3 separate regions of the Homo sapiens genome follow, and all the other regions are linked to region 1. A link is a loop called in an ENCODE intact Hi-C map of the cell type or tissue named here. Cell type or tissue: dorsolateral prefrontal cortex. All regions are shown on one strand. Links, peaks and the distances in the headings refer to the core of each region. The heading gives the core; the rest is flanking DNA.

The links. Peaks named below come from ENCODE experiments on the same cell type or tissue, not always from the same donor. Only the 100,000 strongest peaks of a DNase experiment are listed, where the experiment ranks them.
Region 2: a loop joins it to region 1, with 2.8 times the contacts of the local background. A loop is called at or near these places in 15 of 110 quality-filtered maps.
Region 3: a loop joins it to region 1, with 5 times the contacts of the local background. A loop is called at or near these places in 19 of 110 quality-filtered maps.

The regions. Positions count from the first base shown.
Region 1 is chr17:30,473,383-30,481,246 of GRCh38, forward strand. GOSR1 (golgi SNAP receptor complex member 1) reads left to right here and starts at 4,026. Exons shown (of 9, transcript NM_001007025.2): 1 at 4,026-4,082; 2 at 7,761-7,864. The coding sequence starts at 4,052. RefSeq lists enhancers at 3,770-3,919, 4,070-4,289. In dorsolateral prefrontal cortex, for the core only: CTCF peaks have their summits at 3,943 (motif pointing right) and 4,149; a DNase peak (open chromatin) is centred at 3,989; H3K4me3 peaks cover 2,167 bases; H3K27ac peaks cover 1,535 bases.
Region 2 is chr17:30,101,532-30,108,679 of GRCh38, forward strand. It overlaps EFCAB5 (EF-hand calcium binding domain 5), which reads left to right. Exons shown (of 23, transcript NM_198529.4): 23 at 6,303-6,921. The coding sequence ends at 6,493. Among named protein-coding and RNA genes, the nearest start is that of NSRP1, 12 kb to the right of the region's middle. RefSeq lists silencers at 3,066-3,165, 3,513-3,614. In dorsolateral prefrontal cortex, for the core only: CTCF peaks have their summits at 3,154 (motif pointing right) and 3,355; a DNase peak (open chromatin) is centred at 3,180; H3K4me3 peaks cover 731 bases; H3K27ac peaks cover 821 bases.
Region 3 is chr17:30,821,429-30,828,576 of GRCh38, forward strand. CRLF3 (cytokine receptor like factor 3) reads right to left here and starts at 3,264. Exons shown (of 8, transcript NM_015986.4): 1 at 3,095-3,264. The coding sequence starts at 3,223. RefSeq lists a silencer at 3,176-3,555 and an enhancer at 3,263-3,557. In dorsolateral prefrontal cortex, for the core only: CTCF peaks have their summits at 3,267 and 3,467; DNase peaks (open chromatin) are centred at 2,796 and 3,323; H3K4me3 peaks cover 2,124 bases; H3K27ac peaks cover 1,909 bases.

The DNA of each region.
Region 1 (7,864 bases), core at 3,003-5,502:
AGGTATGTTTCAATTCATAGGTGACAGAAGAGAGGCCAGGCAAGAGACAGAGAACTCAAACAGAAGTTTTAGGCAGTATCACTGGGTGGAGGAAAATATGAGGTTAGCACCTGTCAAGGAGGTGGCACTGGTAAACAGTCTTCCAGTTAGGAAACCTGAATGGCTAGACATTAGAATTAAGGGTTAACCAAAAATAGACCAATTTTAACAAACACAGAATCCCTCTTGGTATTAGTTCCACCCCATACTGGATTAAGCTGATCTGCCCCTACCTGAACTGCCTGCAAGAAGAGGCAGTAAATTCTTTCTGGAGAAAGACAACATCATCTAGATCCTCAAATGATTAATACAAAGTTGTATCTATAATATATAGCATCCAATCAAAAGTTCTTATTATCAAAAGACAAGATTAAATTGTGAATGATCAAGAAAAATAGAAACAATCCTATGGGAAGTACAGATTTCTCAGTTATCAGAAATTTTTAAAGAATGATGATGGGCCGGGTGCGGTGGCTCACGCCTTTGTAATCCTAGCACTTTGGGAGGCCGAGGTGGGCGGATCATCTGAGGTTGGGAGTTTGAGACCAGTCTGGCCAACATGGAGAAACCTCATCTCTAATAAAAATACAAAATTAGCTGGGCGTGGTGGTGCATGCCTGTAATCCCAGCTACACGAGAGGCTGAGGCAGGAGAATCACTTGAACTCAGGAGGCGGAGGTTGCAGTGAGCTGAGATCACGCCATTGCACTCCAGCCTGGGTGACAAGAGCGAAACTCCGTCTCAAAAAAAAAAAAAAAAAAAAAAAAAGCCGGGCGCAGTGTCTCATACCTGTAATCCCAGCACTTTTGGGAGGCTGAGGTGGGAGGATCACAAGGTCAGGAGTTCGAGACCAGCCCAGGTAATATGGTGAAAGCCCATCTCTACTAAAAATACAAAACTTAGCCAGTGTGGTGGCAGGCACCTGTAATCCCAGTTACTTGAGAGGCTGAGGCAGGAGAATCCTTGAACTCAGGAGGTGGAGGTTGCAGTGAGCCGAGATCGTGCCACTGCACTCCAGCCTGGGCGACAGAGCAAGACTCTGTCTCAAAAAAAAAAAAAAAAAAAAAAGAATGATGATGAATGAATTCAAGAAAGTAGAAGACAAGATGAAGAATTTTAGCAGGTTTTTTTTTTTAAGACAGGGTCTTACTCTGTCACCCAGGCTGGAGTGCAGTGGTGTGGTGATGGCTCACTGCAGCCTTGACCTCCAGGGCTCAAGCAATCCTCCCACTTCAGCCTCTTGAGTAGCGGGACTATAGGGCGCATCACCACGCCTGGCTAATGTTTAAATTTTTTGTAGAGATGAGGTCCTACTATGTTGCCCAGGCTGGCCTCAAACTCCTGGACTCAAGCAATCCTACCACCTCAGCCTCCCAAAGTGCTGGGATTAGAGGCATGAACCACTACATCCAGCCCGATAATTAAAACATTTAAAAATTAAATCAACAATTTCACTTCTGGACAAAATGGATTAGCTGTATTTCTTTCTATTTTTCCCACTAAGCACAGCAAAAAAAAAAAAAATCATATATATATATTTTTAAAAAGACTCAAAAAGGTGGAAAGAAGAAGGCAGACCAGCTAAGGACCTCAGAATGTAAAGAACATGAAGGTGAGTTCCCTGGGTTTCCTTTTTGTTTCCTATGTCCTATACTGGGTGCTGGAGAAACTGGCAACCTAGAAATGCCAAAGGGTGCAGACAAGAAAAGTCCAAAGGAAAATGGAAAGCCTTCTCTCTCCAGACAAGGGATGAGGAAACAGGTATCCTAACAAGACAGAATACTTTTGGACAATAATTTCACCACTCTGGACAAATGCCACAGAAAAAACTGAGGCCCATCTTCACTCCTTGCCATCAAAGGCTGAGTGAGGAGGCTAGGCTTCCACACTCACCTGGCTCTAATGAAGCACTCCACCCATCCCCCACTTGGACTTCTCGTCCATTGCACAGCAGCAATGAGGCTCCCTGCCATGGTGGCAGTGGGGACCACATGCGGAGCAGTAACAAGGCACCCCCTCCCTGGGGAATCAGTGAAGGCCAAGGGAGAGCCTGAACTTCCACTGCCACCTGGAAGTAGCAAGCATTTCCCTATGTCCCCCAGCAGCATAGTGTCAGAGGAAGTCTGCTTAAACAGAAGACATAAATAAGATCAGAATCTCATAACAAATACCTGAAACATCAGGATACAATTTATAAAAATTGTCATTCCAATAGCCCAGAGAACTTCGACTTGAGTGAAAAAAAGACAACAGACCCCAACATCAAGATGACACAGATGTTGGAATTATCTGATGAGGACTTTAAAGCAGCTCTAATAAAAATACTTTAGTGAGCAATTACAAACAAACTTAGAACAAATGATAAAACGAGTCTCAGCAAAGAAACAGAAGATATAATGAGGAACTGAACAGAAGTTTTAGATACGAAAAATGCAATAATTGACATGAACTCAACGAATAGGCTCAACAGCAGAATGGAGGGAACAGAGGAAAGACATACTTTCTGTCAGCAAATCTGAAGACAGAATAGTAGATAGTACCAAATCCGAATGATGGAAAATAGACTGAAAAAAAATTAGCATAACTTCAGAGCTATGTGGGACATTAACACAAGATCTAGCATTCACGTCATCAGACTCCCAGAAAAAGAAGAGAAACAGTATGAGACAGAAAAAGTATTGGAAGAAACAATGGTTGAGAATCCCCCAAATTTGGCAGAAGACATAAATGTCAGAATCAAGAAGCTGAGGATATCCCAAACAGGATAAATCCAAAGAAATCTACACCAAGGCACATCATAACTTCTGAAAACTAAAGAACAGTTCTTGAAAGCAGTGAGAGAGAAAATGTATTTTAGCTACAGTGGAAAAACAATTCCAATTTTAGTCAATTTCTTATCTGAAACTATGGAGGCCAGAAGGAATTGGCACATTTTTCAAGTGCTGAAGAAAGAAATTGTCAACTTCAGATTGTATATCTGGCAACAATATCCGATCCCCCAAGAATGAAGGGAAATCAAGACATTCTCAGATGAAGAAAAACTAATAGAATTTGTCACCAGCTGATCTACTCTTTAAAAAAAAAATGGCTGAGGGAAATTCTTGAAACAGAAAGGAAACGATTAGAAAAAGGAATCTTGGGACACTAGGAACGAAGAAGAGTAAAATATGCATAAATCAAGTAAGCTTTCCTCTTCTCTTGAATTCTCTAACTTATGCCTGACCCTTGAAGCAAATATTGTAACACTGATGTGGTTCTCCTCAATGAATGCAGAGGAAATACTTAAAAACAACTATATTATAAATGAGTGGGGGAAAGAACTTTACAGGAATTAAGGTTTCTACACTTCACTAGAATTAAGTCAGCACCGGTAGACTGTGATAATTTATGTATCTATAAAGTGTGGGTTTGGACAGCAGATTTTATCAGGTTGAGGGCTCAGGCCGAGAGCATGTAGAAGCAGTTAGCTCACTCTTTCTAGATGTGGCGGCTGACAAGGACAAAGAGGGCTGGGACTAGAACTGCTGTAGACAAGGAAAGCAGCCAGTGGAGAAGAGCGCATACGCCAAAGAACGTGGATGATGGAGCACAGGCGGGGAGGTAGGATGAAGGAAATGGCTCTGGGAAGAAAGGGTCTCTATGTCTGAGAAAGGAAGAAATTGGCTGAAGATACAAATTAGAGACAAGGTGAGGGAAATTGAGGGAGTTGCCTGAGGATGATTCTCCTCCCAGTCAAGTAGGCACCTGCTGAGAGAAAGGATAAGCCGAGATGAGGGAGATGATGATGGTTTGGGGCGCAGAAAGCGGGAATGAAAGACAGGAGCTAAAGCCGAAGTTTTTTCTCTCTCGCTACTTAAAAGCTGTAAGATAACGAATTGATCAGCAGGTGGCAGTGTCCGCGGAGGCTCGCATCCCGTCGGCCCTGGCTCTCAAGGCGGAAACACGCACCATGGTGACTTTCCGGCCTGCATCGCCTCTGCTCCCCTATCCCGGCTGACGTTGGACGACAAAGATGGCGGCAGGGACCAGCAGTTACTGGGAAGGTGAGGGCGAGAAGGCCTCCGGGTGCGTCCTACGAGGGTGAGAGGGGCTGAGTGAGGACAGATCTTGGGAGAAGCAGCACAGGAAAGAACCAGACTCCCGGAGCGGCCGAGCTGAGCAGCGGGGCTTGCCTAAGTGGGATCCCCGGGGCCTTGGGGATACCGAACGGTCTGGGGTAGGGGTCTGGCCTGGCCGGGGCGTGTGAGCGGGACGTGGGGCAGGGGTTGGGCAGAGTGGACAGAGCGGGGATGTAGAGGAAGAGGGCTCTCAATCGCCTGGGTAGAATTGTGTTGAGGGAGTAATGGAACTCGGACGAAGGGGCTTGGGGTACGAACTCTGAGAGGAAACGAATGTTGAGGGAGAAGATCCAGAGCCCCGGAGACTGGAGGAGTCAGCGCATTGGAGCTGAGGTCACTATTGGAAAACTGAGTGGGAAAAGAGAAGGAGGAACTTGCATTCCGGTCCGTCGGAGGAAGTATGAAGAGAATAGGAGACAGAATGTCTCTTATTGGGTCTCCATGACAACTACAGGTTGGGGACTTCCAGGACTGGGTGTTTGAAGGAGGAGAAAATAACTTACCCTTCTGCTCTAGAGTCTAGAATCGGTTTTATTGAAAAAGTTGAGAGAACCTGTGTGAATTGCAGTTACATTTGCTATACTTCTCCCACCAAAAAAACCTTCCTGTGATTTGACAAATGCATTTGTTTAATTCCTGAAACTATAGTCGGATAAAGTGAGCTTACATAAAACTCATTCGTGGATTATGATGATCAACAAGAGCAGAGAAAGCTCACCTTTTTCTCCCAACTGTCTCTTTGCTTTACAGCCGCATAGAAACTACTTTCCAAATTCCTTTGACCTGTTTTTATTGCTATACACTGAAGCCTCTAGAAACCACAGTATTGTCACTATCAGCCCCTTGGTCTAAGAAACTCAATTCTAAATTTATCCAGATTTGCCTATCATACTTTCAAAATGCTTTTACTTATGTTTCCTACTAGAGAAGACAATTATTCCAATCACAGAAAAGCGTGCTTATAGTTTAAAACATGTATTACAATGCCCATTTGAAATGTGTGTACCAGCTAGAAAACTTTTTTTTTTTTTTTTTTGGAGACTCGCTATGTCGCCCAGGCTGGAGTGCGGTGGCGCTATCGATCTCGGCTCACTGCAGCCTCCGCCTCCTGCGTTCAAGCGATTCTCCTGTCTCAGCCTCCTTAGTAGCTGGGACTACAGATGCATGCCACCACGCCTGGCTAATTTTTGTATTTTTAGTAGAGACGGGGTTTCACCATGTTGGCCAGGATGTTCTTGATCTCCTGACCTCGTGATCCGCCCGCCTCTGCCTCCCAAAGTGCTGGGATTACAGGTGTGACCCACCGCGCCTGGCCGCTAGAAAACATTTTAAAATTATGTAGAAGAGGCTACTGATATCTTTATTACTAGTCATTAGCCTGTGGTTTTTTGAAGCAGCATGCTATAATATTACAGCGGCTCATTACTGACAACCTACTCTGTGCCAGCTGCTGTAAGCATATGATTACCAATACATAAGCAAACCCTGAAGGTAGGGGTTTAAAAAACAAGAAGCTGAAGTTCATAGGTTAAGTAGATTGTTGATAAATCATAGAGTCAGTAAGTGGCTGTGCCGAGATTCGAACTGGCATTTGGTCTCTGGGCAAATATGCTCCACTATGTTAACTACGCTTTCTATTTCTGGTTGAAAAGCATATTGAAATAATGTTTTGTATTCTTTTTGAAAGAGAGATTCTTATACCATTACCTCTGGTACTTCTGCCCTTTTATTTTAACCTTCACTTCACCATGAATGAGAATACTCGTATCTGTGTGTGGGTGTCCAGACTGTGGCTTCTGTCACGCAACCCTTAGATGCCAGACTGCTAAACCAATTTCTCTACTTGCCTGTTTGCTTCTGCTATTAAAACTTATGTACTTATTTCTATCATACTCATATTCGACCTTGTTAGTAGCACATTGTTTATTGTTAGTTTTAGCCCTCCAAATTACTTTCAGTAAGTTTTTTTCTTTTTTTTAGATGGAGTCTCGCACTGTCGCCCAGGCTGGAGTGCAGTGGCTCAATCTCCACTCACTGCAAACTCTGCCTTCCAGTGCCTTCCAGGTTCACGCCATTCTCCTGCCTCAGCCTCCTGAGTAGCTGGGACTACAGGCGCCCACCACCACGCCTGGCTAATTTTTTGTATTTTTAATAGAGACAGGGTTTCACCGTGTTAGCTAGGATGGTCTTGATCTCCTGACCTCATGATCCGCCTGCCTCGGCCTCCCAAAGTGCTGGGATTACAGGCGTGAGCCACTGCGCCTGGCCTCAGTAAGTTTTTTAAAGGCGGTTTTTGGCCAGGTGCGATGTCTCATGCCTGTAATTCTAGCACTTTTGGAGGCCCAGGCAGGAGGGTCACTGGAGTTTAGGAGTTCGAGAGCAGCCTGGGCAACATTGTGAGAAAAAACAGAAAAGAAAAAAAGAAAGAAAAAGGCAATTTTTGTGGTAACTTTTTTTCTTTATGTTCAATTGAGAAGTCATTTTGGTCCGGGCGTGGTGGCTCACACCTGTAATCCTAGCACTTTGGGAGGCCAAGGTGGGTGGATCACTTGAGGTCAGGAGTTAAAGACCACCCTGGCCAACATGGTGAAACCCCGTCTTTACTAAAAATACAAAAATTAGCCAGGCATGGTGGTGTGTGCCTGTAGTCCCAGCTACTTGGGAGGTAGTTGAGGCATGAGAGTTGCTTGAACCCAGGAGGTGGAGTATGCAGTGAGCCAAGGTCATGCCACTGCACTCCAGCCTGGGTGACAGAACGAGACTCCATCTCAAAAAAAAAAAGAAAAAAAAAGGTAAGTCATTTTGCTATTATGAAAAGAAGTTCATAAGCCTAATAAAGCTTTGGAACATAAAAAGCAAAATCCCTTTCAAAAGAATAATGGCTTCTTTCTTATAACATTAACTGGTAAGTTGATAATGCTGGTCATAAACCATATTTTTAGTTCCTTTGTGATTTGTATTATCTTCTTGTTTTTCTCTGAATTGCAGAATTTTAGTTATTGCTATACAAATAGTTTCAGGAAGGATAGAACAACATTTGTTTTCTAGCCATCTTTGGAGTAAAGCTGCGAAGTTGCATCTACCATTACTATTTCCCTTCTTGCCCCCTCTGAAGTTTATAAGTGACTAATCTGCTTTGCTGGGCAAGTCCTTGGTTTCCTTCTTTTAAGACTTTTATTTTCCTTTTTTTGAGACATAGTTTTGTTCTTGTTACCCAGGCTGGAGTACGATGGCGCAATCTTGGCTCACCGCAACCTCTGCCTCCTGCGTTCAAGCGATTCTCCTGCCTCAGCCTTCCGAGTAGCTGGGATTACAGGCGTGCGCCACCACACCTGGCTAATTTTCTATTTTTAGTAGAGATAGGGTTTCTCCATGTTGATCAGGCTGGTCTCAAACTCCCGACCTCAGGTGATCCGCCCACCTTGGCCTCCCAAAGTGGTGGGATTACAGGCGTGCACCACCGTGCCCAGCCAACACTTTTCTTTATGGGGGTAACAAGATCAGTATATGATCATTTTCATAGTTTGTTTTCTTTAGAATGGTGCTGTGATTTTTGTGTCTACTTTTTATGTCTAATTATTTGTTGTTATAATTTTGTTAAAGATCTCAGGAAACAGGCTCGACAGCTGGAAAATGAACTTGACCTGAAACTAGTTTCCTTCAGCAAACTATGTACAAGTTACAGTCATAGCAGTACCCGAGATGGA
Region 2 (7,148 bases), core at 1,951-4,450, 370 kb before region 1:
TATGGAAGTAGAGATGTGACTATGTAGATGGTTAAATAAATCTGGAGTTTTCGAGAAAGGTCTAAGCTGGAGATATAAAATCGAGATTGGTTGGTGAATAGATGATTGGCAAAGAGAGGAAAGTCTCCTAGGTGGGAAGACTGAGTAGAGACGATTCTGAATGTTTTGCCACAAAGGGGAGCAAAGAATGGTGTGGTAACCGGAGGAGGAAATGGGGTCAAGGTTTTGTTTTGTTTCTCAGATGGGAGAGATAACAGCAGGTTTCATTCTGATGGGAAATCCTGTAGAAAGCAAGAAGTTGACAATGTTGAAGACAGAGAATTCCTGAAACAATGTCCTCAAGCACGTCAGAGAGGATGGGCTGTTGTTAGAGTAACCATACGTTCTATGTTTACCTTGGAACAGCCCAAGTTTTTGCTTGTTGTTCTGGTGACTTGTCCAGTTAGCATCCTCTTTCTCTCTCAAGTGTACCAATTTGAACAATGAATTATTTGACTACCCTGGATCTACCACACCAAGGGAGGAATTGGCTTAAGACAGCAAGAGGACAGAGAACATGGGTGCAGATGAGAGTGAGTGGGTAGGTGTGCTGGTAGAAGTCTACGGAAGGAGAATATGGGTGCAGATGAGAGTGAGTGGGTAGGTGTGCTGGTGGGAGTCTATGGAAGTTGCCTTCTGATTGTGTCAATCTTACAGAGAAGCTGAAAGCAGAGTCATCAGCCAGAGTGAAGATGGGAGAAGAAGTTGTTGGGACTTTGAGGCAATGGGAGTAGGAATTAAATATTGGTGTTTCTTTTCTCCTGATCTTTCTATCATTGGTTTTATGTCTTCTTTTATTAATTAATTAATTAATTATAGAGGCAGGGTCTGTCTCTGTCACCCAGGCTGGAGTGCAGTGGTGTGATCATGGCTCACTGTAACCTCGAACTCCTGGGCTTAGGTGATTCTCCTGCCTCAGCCTCCTGAGTAGCTGGGATTACAGGCATGAGCCACCATACCCGGCCCTTATGTCTTCTTTTTCTTTTTCTTTTCTTCTTTCTTTTCCTTTACATTAGTCTTAGTAGGAATTTCAGACGTAGCAAAATTGAATGCATGTTAATCATCTAGAAAAGCATTATCCATTCAATTTCTTTCATATTTTAACTTGGTGGTCTCCAAAGTTAAGTGGAAGCACCCCAGAAGATTTTTTAAAAAACTGTCTCTGGGGCGCAAGAAAAATATCAAAGATGATTCTGTTGAGACATTGAAAGACAGAAAGAAAGAAAGAAAAATACCAAAGGACTAAGGACTTTTCTTTTTTTCTTTGTTTCTTTTTTTGGAGACAAGGTCTCACTCTGTCACCCAGGCCGAAGTACAGTGGCACAATCTTGGCTTACTGCAACCTCTCCCTCTCAGGCTCAGGTGATTCTCCCTCCTCCCACCTGAGCCTCCCTAGTAGCTGACACTAGAGGCCCACACCACCATGCCCAGCTAATTTTTGTATTTTTTGTAGAGACAGACCATGTTGCCCAGGCTGGTTTTGAACTCCAGGACTCAAGCAATCCACCTGCCTTGTCCTCCCAAGTGTTGAGATTACATGCGTGAGCCACTGCATCCGGCCAAAGGACTTTTCTTTATAATGGTTTTAACTCATTGTTAATTTCTATTTTTTGTTTAAAATGTTTTAAAATAAATAATTTATAAATATATATATTATAAATATATATATATATGGGCACATGCTCAATGTTTGTTACTGATAGAGGTACATGAGCAAAAGAGTTTGGAGGCCACTACATTAAACTATGAATTTTGTAAATATAATTTGCATTGATTTCAATTTACACATGACTTGATTTATAGCTACATCATTTAAAAAGCCACTACATGTGATATTGTATAGAAATTATGTGATATTGTACAGAAATTATGCTTGTGACACTGTACAGAAATATGCTTGCCATGGGAATGAAACTGATATACGTGCAAGAACTCAGCATTCATCCTAGAACAAACTTCCCCCTCAAACTTCGATTACTAGAGAAAAATGTGTTTTTAACTCCCCGTGTAACATTGATATTTTTCCTGATAAATCTGGGAGGCAGTACACTACAGTGCCTTTGGGACCATATTAAATTAACAATGACATATTAAATTCCTGATTGCCATGGCAAATGTAAATTCTCCTGCCTACAAAAAGATTGATTGAAATTTGCATATATGACCGGGCGCAGTGGCTCACACCTGTAATCCCAGCACTTTGGGAGGCCAAGGCACGTGGATCACCTGAGGTCAGGAGTTCAAGACCAGCCTGGCCAACGTGGTGAAACCCCATCTCTACTAATAATACAGAAGAATTAGCCAGGCGTGCATGCCTGTAGTCCCAACTACTCAGGAGGCTGAGGCAGGAGAATGGCTTGAACCCATGAGGTGGAGGTTGCAGTGAGCCAAGATCACGCCATTGCACTCCAGGCTGGACAACAAGAGCAAAACTCCATCTAAAAAAGAAAAGAAAAGAAATTTGCATACACATACCCTTCTATTGCTGCAAGGACCTTCAGTTTATTGTGTGTGGCTGTCATGTTAAGGAGTGACTTGGGGTATGTGAAGCAATAGAAATGAGAACTAAAACTAAGAGAACTAATGAAGGAGAGGAACATCAACAAATGTGGCTGATCTTGGATTGTTAGTTGAAAGGAGCAGTTACATTTTAGCTTTTGTACTTGAAGCTTAAGTACTTCTTTCTTTTTGCTTTGCCCATCTATACTAATTATCCATCATCCCCAAAAGATTTAACTTTATTAATCCAGTGTTAAAAGCAGGGATCCATAAATGGAGTTTTAATTCAGAAATATCCTACTATAGCCCAGTGTTTCCAGCATAATGAATTCACTATGTAATTAAAAGTTTGATTAAACTAGAACCTACAAAAATATCATGTTTCTGAACTAATGTCCATAGATAGACTCAAAGGTCACCCAGTACTCTCTATAGCTTAGATATATTCAAATAATTTACTATACACTTTTCCAAAGCAAAGCAAAAAAAAAAAGCGTTATTTCTATGGTTATAAAAGAAGCGTTTATCTGCTTGAAAAAATTGCAAAGTCTGTGTGAGTGGGGTCTGTCGTGGGTCAAGCTGCAAAGATCCGGCCTGCATCTACCACAAGAGGGCAGTAGCACTCAACCGTTAATAGGGAACCCAGCAGAGCGCTGGAGGCTCATTAGAGGAATCGTTAGAGCCGGTCGTTAACGCATCAACCTCTGGAAAGGACAGGGAAACAGGAACCACCGTCCAGACACTTTCGGAGCTTCTGTCTCGGTAACAATAACACAGGAAATAAGCAACAGGGTCTTGTGAAAGACAGCGACCTCGCTCACCATCCCCGTGTCGTTGAATCACCATGGAGATGGCGACTAGCTTAATAATGGCTTGCAGATGGGCGTCTGCTCACGTGGATGTTCAGATAAGAACACTGTGGCAGGGGTCAAAGGAACAGAGCTCTTCATGGGCATTAGGGAAGGGCGGAAGAAAAGCTGAGGGGAGCAGCAGAGCTGTTTTGTCTCCGAAAATAAGGACTTTTAGGAGTGTCCTAGGGTGAATTTTATTTAGCTTCATAGCATTGAAACATTATCTTTGGAAACCTGTATCATTTACCTTGCAGGGTTTCCAGGAAACTAATTAACAGAAAGAGAGATGAATTGGCCGAGCGCGGTTGCTCACGCCTGTAATCCCAGCACCTTGGGAGGCCGGATCATCTGAGGTCACGAGTTCGAGACCAGCCTGGCCAACATGATGAAACCCCGTCTCTACCAAAAATATAAAAATTAGCCAGGCCTGGTGATGGGCGTCTGTAATCCCAGCTACTTGGGAGGCTGAGGCAGGAAAATCGCTTGAACCCAGGAGACGGAGGTTGCAGTGAGCCCACAAGGTGCCACTGCACTCCAGCCTGGGCGACAGAGTGAGACTCCATCTCAAAAAACGAAACAAACAAACAAAACAAAACAAAAAACAGAAAGAGAGATGAATTATAACAAATGCACCTTCAATATTTTAAGTATGTATGTCGATTGGTCTAGTATTGCTCATAAAATGAGATGAATCAGGTATTTTGAATGTGATCTCATGACCAGCATCTGTTTTGTTTTTATTCATAATTCTCTCTAATGTTACTGAGCTATAATCTGGAAAGAATTTTAGTATTTGAGAAACCTAATTCATTATTCCTTAATTTAATGTTTCAATTTAACATTTATTGAACACTTATAATTGAATGAGAAAAGACAATGCCAGGGTGGTGTGTGTGTGTGCGTGTGTGTTAAAACAGAGAATTTTAGAAAATTAATTGGATCCACGCTTTAAAGTCAGCTTCAAATAAAAATTGAGACTTGTGAATGTTTTCCACATTTTACGTGCCATTCCTATCCCATATTATACCTTTTGTTGTATAGTTCCTTCCAAACCATAGGACAGCTAAACCTAATTCAGAGAATCTTGTTCCTTTGTGTTGATAAAAGACAAGAAAATAAAATATGTTCTGCTTAGCAATTCTAATAGATCATTGTCATTACTGTTAATAAGCTATTGGATAGAAGACTTGATATTTAAAAGCTTTTACTCAATTAAAAAAAAAGCCAGGTGCAGTGGCTCATGGCTGTAATCCCAGCACTTTAGGAGGCCGAGGTGGGAGGATTGCTTGAGGCCAGAAGTTCAAGACTAGCCTGGGCAACATAAGACCCTGTCTCTATTATTAAAGATAATGAATAAATTATTTATTTATAATTATAAATAAATAAATAATAAAGCTTGAACTCAATTATAACCAAATGGTTTACTCAAATCAGCAAACATGTATTGGGTTAGGCACTGAGTTAGTTACTAGGAATAACAGAAATGAATAAAATAGACTTGTGGATGAGAGGCATCTGAAAGAAAGGGGGTAATTATTATTATTATTATTTTTTGAAATGGAGTCTCACTCTGCCACCCAGGCTGGAGTGCAGTGGCACAATCTCAGTTCACTGCAACCTCCACCTCCCAGGTCCAAGCGATTCTCCTGCCTCAGCTTCCCAAGTAGCTGGGATCACAGGTGCCCACCACCACGCCTGGCTAATTTTTGTATTTTTAGTAGAGATGGGGTTTCACCATGTTGGCCAGGCTGATCTCAAACTCCTGACCTCAAGTGATCCACTTGCCTCTGCCTCCCAATGTGCTGGGATTACAGGTGTGAGTCACTGTGCCCAGCCGGTAGTTAATATTTTTGAGCAACTACTCTGTGACAGATCTTCACATATATTTTCTCAGCCTCTGGTCCCAGCTACTTGGGAGGCTGAAGTGGGAGGATCACCTGAGCATGGGAGATTGAGGCTGCAGTGAGCCATGATCGTGCCACTGCACTCCAGCCTGGGCAACAGGGCAAGACCCTGTCTCAAAAGAAAAAAACAATTCTTACAATTTTGTTTTATGGAAGAAGAAACTGAGGCTCAGAGCAGTTAAGTGACAAAACTCATTGGTGTAGAGCCAAGATCTGTTCAACTCTATATAGTCTTTCCATTGGACAGAACCCTCATCTGTTCAACTCTATATAGTCTTTCCATTGGACCATTCTGTTTGAATATTAGTCATTGACTCCTGGGAAAAAGCAACTTTTATGAATGACAGTTTAACAGTTTTCAATTTAAAAAACTTAAAACATATAATGGTGTGCAGTTACTATATAGCTTTAAATAATTTTTAATTAGGAAATATTTCAAACATGCAAGTATAGAGAATAATACCTGCATAGTCATTATGAAGCTATATTCTATATCCAACCTTAACACTATATTTGAGTTAGACTTTTTAAAGAAAACATTATAGGAACAGTTGAGGATTTCTATCTTTCCTCGATCCCACTGTCTTCTCGTCTTTCCCTAGAGATAATACTATCATGAATTTGGTATTGGTTTCATGCATGATTTCTTATTTTTACTATATGCTAATGAATCCATAAATAATATAATACTATCTTGCAGGTTTTAAAGCCGTTTAATTGTGCCCAAAAGTACACATTATTCTATAACTTACTTTTTGTATTGAATATTTTGAGATTTATTCATGAATACAAATAACTCTAATTCTTTGTTAACTGCTGTTAAGTATTCCATTGTATGACTATACCAAAATTTATCCATATTCCTGTAATTACATATTTACACAAGATTCTGCTTGGTTTTGACTCAAAACATATCTAATGAACTTTAATCATAATATTAGAACTTATAATTTTAATAGTAAAGTGCAAAACTCTCCACTCTTACTTTTCTTTTTTTTTCCTGATGCAGATCATTCCCGAACTGAAGTATGGAAATTTGGTAATGTTGTCATTGAACATCTATACCACTGGATACACATCTGTTCAGCTCTCATGAAGATAACCAAACAACTAAATAGTGGTATTACACCTCCGTTGCCCTCCAAGACTGACAATTATATGTATGCAAAAATGCCAGGGGAAGGTTTGCAAGAGAAGTGATAATGGATGATAATGGAATTGATACTGTATTTAGGATCCTTTGTTTGTTATCAGTTTTGTTTGTTAACTATAAAATATTTTCCATTGGAAAGGGGTACCTATAAATGTCTTCTGCTGCTAATATTTATCTCAGCACTTTCTAAACCCAAAAGTGCTACCTAAGAAGAAATTTAGCCAAAAAATACCCAGCTAAGGTAGCCATAGCCAAGTGTATTTAAGTATGTTATAGAATATATTTGAAAGCTTCCTTTCAGTTTGAGCTTTGTATCTGCTGTGGAACTGTTATGGTTGATTGGGTAGTTATTTTTCATTCTTATAAGGTTCAAAGTAACAGCTGAGGATTTAGAAAACAAGAATACCAAATAGAATACGAAATAATAAAGATAAACCAAAAGAATACCAAATAATAAAGATTTTTAAGAAATGGACTGAGAATTGTTTTTCTAATTTTTCAAAGACTTATCTAAACATCGCCTCTTCCCTCTCTCTGCCTCCATACTCTTGCCTTAACAACTCAAAAGTTGCTTTTGGTTTTTAACTTTTTAATTTTTAATTTTTGTGGGTACATAGTAGTTGTACATATTTATGGGGTACTCAAAAGTCATTTTAATGAACAGAAATTCTTGTGGGAAAATGTCCATGACTCATGGAAAAA
Region 3 (7,148 bases), core at 1,951-4,450, 350 kb after region 1:
CTAGCTATATTCTAAAACAACTGAAAACATGTCCACACAAAAAGTTGTCTACAAATTCTTTACAGAAGCATTATTCATAATAGTCAAAAGTGGAAATAATCCAAATGTCCATTAATTGATGAATGGATAAATAAAATGTGGTATATCCACATAACAATTATTCAGCCATAAAAAGGTTTGAAGTACTGTTACATGCTACCACATCAATGAACCTTGAAACATTATTCTAAGTCAAAGAAGTCAGTCACAAGGGGCTACATACTGTATGAGTTCATTTATATGAAATGACCAGAATAGGCAAATCCATAGAGACAAAGTAGTTTTGTGGTTGCCAGGGGGTATGGGAGTGACAGCTAAGGAGTTCTTTTGGGGGTGATGAATATATACTTGAATTAGACACTGGTGATGGTTGGACAACTCTATGAATATACTAAAAACCACTGAATTGTAAACTTTAAGGCATGACTTTTACGGTGTGTGAATTATATCTCAATAAAAAAAGTCACATGCCAGGCAGCACAGTGGCTCACACCTGTAATTCCATCACCGGAAGGCAGAGGTGGGAGGATCTTTTGAGCCCAGGAGTTGGAGACCAGCCTGGGAAACGTAACAAAACCCTGTCCGCACCCCCGCCAAAAAAAAAAAAAAAAAAAGAAAAGAAATCATCTGCCAAAAAGATATAAAATCAGCAAGTAAAAAATACAGACGACAGGTGGCATCCCTTCCTCTCTGCTCTTCTCATGCTTCTCCCATGCAAAATCCTTGACTAAAGTGCCATATATTTTACAGTTATTCTGAAAATGACTGGAACCCTAAAAATATCCAAACCACCAAACAAAAGCAGCTGCTTACTTTGATAATATTTTTGTACCATAGACCTTCCTTAAAATGCAAGTTGACAGAGGACTTATGCCACAAACCCAAACATGCACAATCCACTAGAGTTAGCTTCGAGAGATGCTGTTGTAACTGCCACTGGCACAAAACACATTCCCAAAAGAGACTCACACTCACAAAAGAGAACTACATTATTACTCAGTCTAGTCAGAAGGCAATGTCATCAGGAACCTAATTGTGATCGATGTTCATTTAGTGTTTTCTGTCTGAAGCCCAAGACAATGGGCCTCAAAAACAAAACAAAACAAAGCTCATAATAAACTAAACCACAGAAAAGCATGTCCTGTATTTAAATTGTTGGATATAAAATTGAAAAAATACAGGTTTGAAAATTGAATACTGAACCATCTAGGGTGTAATCACGATTTTTTTTAATGCATCCAATATCAAGAGAAATTAATTACTCCCAGGTGCTAAACTCACTCATTTAGTGTCAACTCTGATTCTTAATTGCTAATACAAAAACAATAATCATGGTCATATAGAATACATCTTAACTGACTGAAATGTTAGATGGTATTTTAATATCTTTCTTTTCATACAATGTCTTACATCTAGAGTCCCTATTTCAAAATAGCAGAAGGAATAATGCAGATATTTTCAAAGAGAAATAGAGATGAGTGCATTGAAAGGCCTTGAAAAGTATTCACCAAATCAGCATAATCATATCTAGATTCTGCTTCCGGTTTCGCCACTAAAATGCAAATGATGTCTGGCCTACACTGGCTTTACAAATATTTTTAAATATATAAAACCCGGCCGGGCGCGGTGGCTCACGTCTGTATCCCAGCACTTTGGGAGGCTGAGGCAGGTGGATCACGAGGTCAGGAGTTCAAGATCATCCTGGCCAACCTGGTGAAACCTCCTCTCTACTAAAAATACAAAAATTAGCCGGGTGTGGTGGCGCAGACTTGTAATCCCAGCTACTCAGGAGGCTGAGGCAGGAGAATCGCTTGAACCCGGGAGGCGGAGGTTGTTGCAGTGAGCCGAGATAGTGCCACTGCACTCCACCCTGAGCGACACAGCCAGACTCCGTCTCAAAAAAAACAGATTATATATATACATACTTATATATGTTTGTATATGTTTTATATATATATATAAAACCCAAAACATGTTGAGTCGTTAATGATGAGAATATCCAAAGACACTGTTAGCACAGCACTTTTCTACCATTTTCAGGTTATATGCAGCAAGGAAGTGCTAAGACGACCAACTAGATTAATATCAAGTATGACCCAGAGAAATTCAGATGGAATCCCACTCACTCAAAAAGCACTTATTAAGCAGTTGCGTTAATAGTACTCTGAAGATTATCCGTCCTATCGCCAATTGGCAGCGGGTTATATCTTTTTCTATATATATTCGAGGGTATAGAGAAACCATATGGCTTTCCTGTATCTTTGATAACTCTTGCCCTGTGAAACAGATAACTGCACCACTTGAAATTATATTTAGCTTTTCCTTTCAGCACTCCTCTCTTAAAATCTATTTTTCCATTTCTCTATACCTTTGTATTCCCTCTCTCAAGGAAAAGGAAATCATTTTCCTTCTGCTCTTCCAACATAGCTTCACCTTCACCTTAAATTTTAAACCTTCTAGAACAGGATTACTCTAAATGATTTTTTAAAAAGCATTCAAGATCGTATGACATATTATTCAGGCATTAACCGCATTTATTGTCAAATGCTACTGCTTCTCAATCCCTACCTCTCCCTCACTCTCGCCCCTTAGTCCTCCCCTTCCAATATCCATTTTGTCTCCACTTTCAGCTCTCCCAGGTCACTGTCCCACCTCTTCCTCAGGCTCTCTAAAATCAATGCCTCCCCGCCTACCCACCGCAGGTTTTTTACCAGTCTCCTCCTCCCCCGACTCATCACTACCCGCATGACCCCCTCGGATTCTGCTCTGGTCCCTCACTCTCCCAAACTTCGGAGGCCACCGCTACTCCCATCGCTGCCCCACAGTTTAGTGAACGCTCCTCACACCCTCCCTCCACCCCCAAAACTTCCCCTTACGACCTCCCCAACTCCCACCTTCCCCGTTCCCAGACTCCATTAGGTCTCCTTTCAAATGAATGCCTCTTCCCTACTCCAGAGTTTTCGGACAGTCCCACCCCTCAAAGCCCTCCCAGCCTTCGCCCGGCATCCGCGCCACCCCCGGGCCCACAGCGCCCCTGTGGGTGTGGCCCTCCGACCTGCCTCCGCGCCTCACGCAGCCCCTCAAGCCGGTGACCCAGCTCCCGCCGGTAGCTCTGCGCTGCCTCCACGTTCTCGCGGGCCTCCTGCAACAGCAGCTCAGGCTCCAGCTCCATCGCCCCCCTCATCTGGCCGCGCGGCCGGCGAAACCTAGCGCGGGTTCCCGACTGCACCGGGCGCCTCCAAGCGGCCCGGCGCGGCCTCGCGCAGGCGGAAGCACCGCCCAGCCCCGCCGCCCCATGCCCCACGACGACCTTGATTGACGGGCGCACGGCGGCGCCTCGCGCGGGTGGCGTCCGGGTCCCAGCGCCGCCCGCCCCGCGGCTCACCCCGCCTCTTCCGTGCTGCGGCACAGCGCCGCTGGTTGGGCCTCCTTGGGAAACGTGCTGAGGCCTGGCAAGGTTGATAACCCGCACCTTGCCAAGTGCTTCTCACAGCTCATCGCATTCTTGCCTGACCTTCAGCCCTACCTGTATCTCCATTGCTCAGATGAGGAAATTGAGGGATAAAGGGGGGAATCGGCCGGGCGCGGTGGCTCACGCCTGCAGTCCCAGCACTTTGGGAGGCCGAGGCGGGCGGATCCCTTGAGCTCTGGAGTTCGAGACCCAGCCTGGGCAACACGGCGAAACCCTCTCTCACCAAAAATACTACTACTATTACTATTACTACTACTACTACTGCTACTACTAGCAACACGTAGTGGAGCACGCCTGTGGTCCCAGTGGATCGCTTGAGCCCGGGGGCCGAGGCTGCAGTGAGCTGTAATGGAGCCACTGCACTCCAGCCTGGGCGACAGAGCGAGACCCTGTCTCTAAATAAAAAATACTTTTTTTTAAATTAAAAATTTTAAAAAATAGCGAATCGACTTTTCCAAGCCGCAGAATTTGAGCCCAGATCTGATGACAAAAGCCCTGGTCCTTAAGAGCAGAGCAGGCCTTAGGGGAATTTACTAAGACCCAGGTGTCAGCGGGGAGCAGTGGCTCACGCCTGTAATCCCAGCACTTTGGGAGGCCGAGACGGGTGGATCACTGAGGTCAGAAGTTCAAGAGCAGCCATGGCCAACCTGGTGAAACCTCATCTCTACTAAAAATACAAAAATTAGCCGGGTGTGGTGGTGGGCGCCTGTAATCCCAGCTACTCGAGGGCTGAGGCAGGATAATTGCTTGAACCGGGAGGCAGAGGTTGCAGTGAGCCAAGATTGTGCCACTGCACTCCAACCTGGGCAACAAAGCGAGACTCGGTCTCAAAAAACAACAACAAAACCCAGGTGTCACCACCCAGAAGCTCGTGGACGAATGGGGGATCCAAGAGAGAGGCCCAAGAGATGACCAGCAGGACAGCAATTCTGGCACAAGTCCAAGAAGGGTGTTGGCAAGTGTTATCTGTAAGGACCGTAGTGAATAAGCTGGGCTTGGGCTTGCCAGACCGGAAGGTATCTGTCACAATAGGTGTGACTGTATGTAATAAAACCTTATGGGCAGGGCATGGTGGCTCACACCAGTAATCTTGGGAAGCTAAGGCAGGAGGATTGCTTGAGCCCAGGAGTTTGAGACCAGCCTTTGCAACATGAGGAGACCTCCTCTCTACAAAAAGATTTAAAAAAAAAATTAGCCGCGGGTGGTGGCGCCCTCCTGTGGTCCCAGCAATTCAGGAGGCTGAGGTGGGAGGATTCCTTGAGCCTAGGAGTTAGAGACCAACCTGGGTAACATAGCAAGACCCTATGTCTATAAAAATAAAAATAAATAAATAAATAAGTAAAATTACAAGGAAAACTTCCATAAAACCAGGACATGAATCTTGGTCTCATTCAACTTTGTTTTCTTAGTCTGATGGAAGGCAAGAAGTGTGTATCTAACATATCTACACTATACCCAAAAACAAAACAAATAAGAAAATTGAAGGAAATATTCTAAAACTGCTTACCCCTAGACTTGACATTTTTAGATGCATTGTTTTTAAATTTAGAGCATGAATTCCTAAAGAGTAAATGTTCTCGAGGAAACTGGTTTAGAAGTAGATGTCAGCTAGCCATCAGACAGAGTTTTACAGAGATATCTCCATGGCATCACATTGGTCCAGAACTGACTTTTCAAGTGTACCCAGAGGATTCCAGGGAACAGACTCTTGCTAATAAGACTCACAAGAAACAAACTAAGCAGCTTGCCAATTTATTTATTTACAACAGGAATATAATTGTTGAAAAAAATCACAATAGCTGGAAAATCAAGTTATAACCAGAGAGTTGGATTCAGATCAGAATACGTTGGTCATCTGGTCAGCAAAGGCTTTTTCCCTCTCCTGTCTCCAACCTCTTCTCAGAAAGCTCCTAACTGGGCTGGGTGTGGTGGCTCATGCTTGTAATCCCAGCACTTTGGGAGGCCTAGGTGGGTGGATCACGAGGTCAGGAGTTCAAGAACAACCTGACTAACAGGGTGAAACCTCATCTCTACTAAAAACACAAAAAATTAGCCGGGCTTGGTGGTGGCGCGCACCTGTAATCCCAGCTACTCAGGAGGCTGAGGCAGGAGAATTGCTTGAACCCAGGAGGCAGAGGTTGCAGTGAGCTGAGATAGTGCCACTGCACTCCAGTCTGAGCGACACAGCAAGACTACGTCTCAAAAAAAAAAAAAAAAAAAAAAAAAAAAAGAACGCTCCTAACTGTACTGGACACATAGTTGACAATTTTTTGCTCTCTGACTCCACCTTTCATTCCAGCTTTTTTTTTTTGAGACAGGGGCTTGCCTGTCACCTGTCACACAGGCTGGAGTGCAGTGACACAATCAGGGCTCACTGCACCCTTGATCTCCTGGGCTCAAACGATTCTCCCACCTCAGTCTGCCTAGTAGGTAGGATTATAGACACCTGCCAGTAGACCCAGACACTTCTTTAATTTTTTTGTTTGTTTGAGACAGAGTCTCCCTCTGTCGCCCAGGCTGGAGTGTAGTGGCACCATCTCGGCTCACTGCAACCTCCACCTCCTGGATTCAAGCAATTCTCCTGCCACAGCCTCCAGAGTAGCTGGGATTACAGGCGCCCACTACCACACCCAGCTAATTTTTGTGTTTTCTTTTTTTGTTTTTGTTTTTTTGAGATGGAGTCCTGCACTGTCACCCAGCCTGGAGTACAGTGACATGATCTCGGCTCGTTGCAACCTCCGCCTCCCTGGTTCAAGCGATTCTCCTGCCCCATTCTCCTGAGTAGCTGGGATCACAGGCACTGGCCACCACGCTCAGCTAATTTTTTGTATTTTTAGTAGAGACGGGGTTTCACTATGTTGGTCAGGCTGGCCTTGAACTCCTGACCTTGTGATCCGCCGGCCTCAGCCTCCCAAAGTGCTGGAATTATGGGCGTGAGCCACCACACCTGGCTCTAATTTTTGTATTTTATTAGACATGGGATTTCACCAAGTTGGCCAGGCTGGTCTTGAACTCCTAACCTCAAGCAATCCATCCACTTTGGCCTCCAAGTGTTGGGATTACAGGTGTGAGCCACTGCACCTAGTCTTAATTTTTTTTTTTTTTTTTTTTTTGAGATGGAGTCTTGCTCTGCTAACCAGGCTGGAGTACAGTGGCACGATCTCGGCTCACTGCAACCTCCGCCTCCCGGGTTCAAGCAATTCTCCTGCCTCAGCCTCCCAAGTAGCAAGGACTACAGCTGTGAGCCACCACTCCCGTTAATTTTTGTAGTTTTAGTAGCGACTGGGTTTCCCCATGTTGGCCAGGCTGATCTTGAACTCCTGACTCCAGATGATCCACCTGCCTCAGTCTCCCAAAGTGCTGGGATTATAGTTGTGAGCCACTGCTCCCGGCCTCAGCCTTACATTTTTTTTTTTTTTGTAGAGGCAGGGTCTCTGTATGTTTCCCAGGCTGATCTAGAACTCCTGGGCTCAAGCAGTTCCCTGCCTTGGTCTTCCAAAGTGCTCTGATTACAGGCCTGAGCCACCATGCCCCACCCATATTTTTTCTTTATTTTCTTCCTTTCTTTAATTTTTTTGAGACAGAGTCTCACTCTTATGTCATCCAGGCTGGAGTGCAGTGGCGCGATATCAGCTAA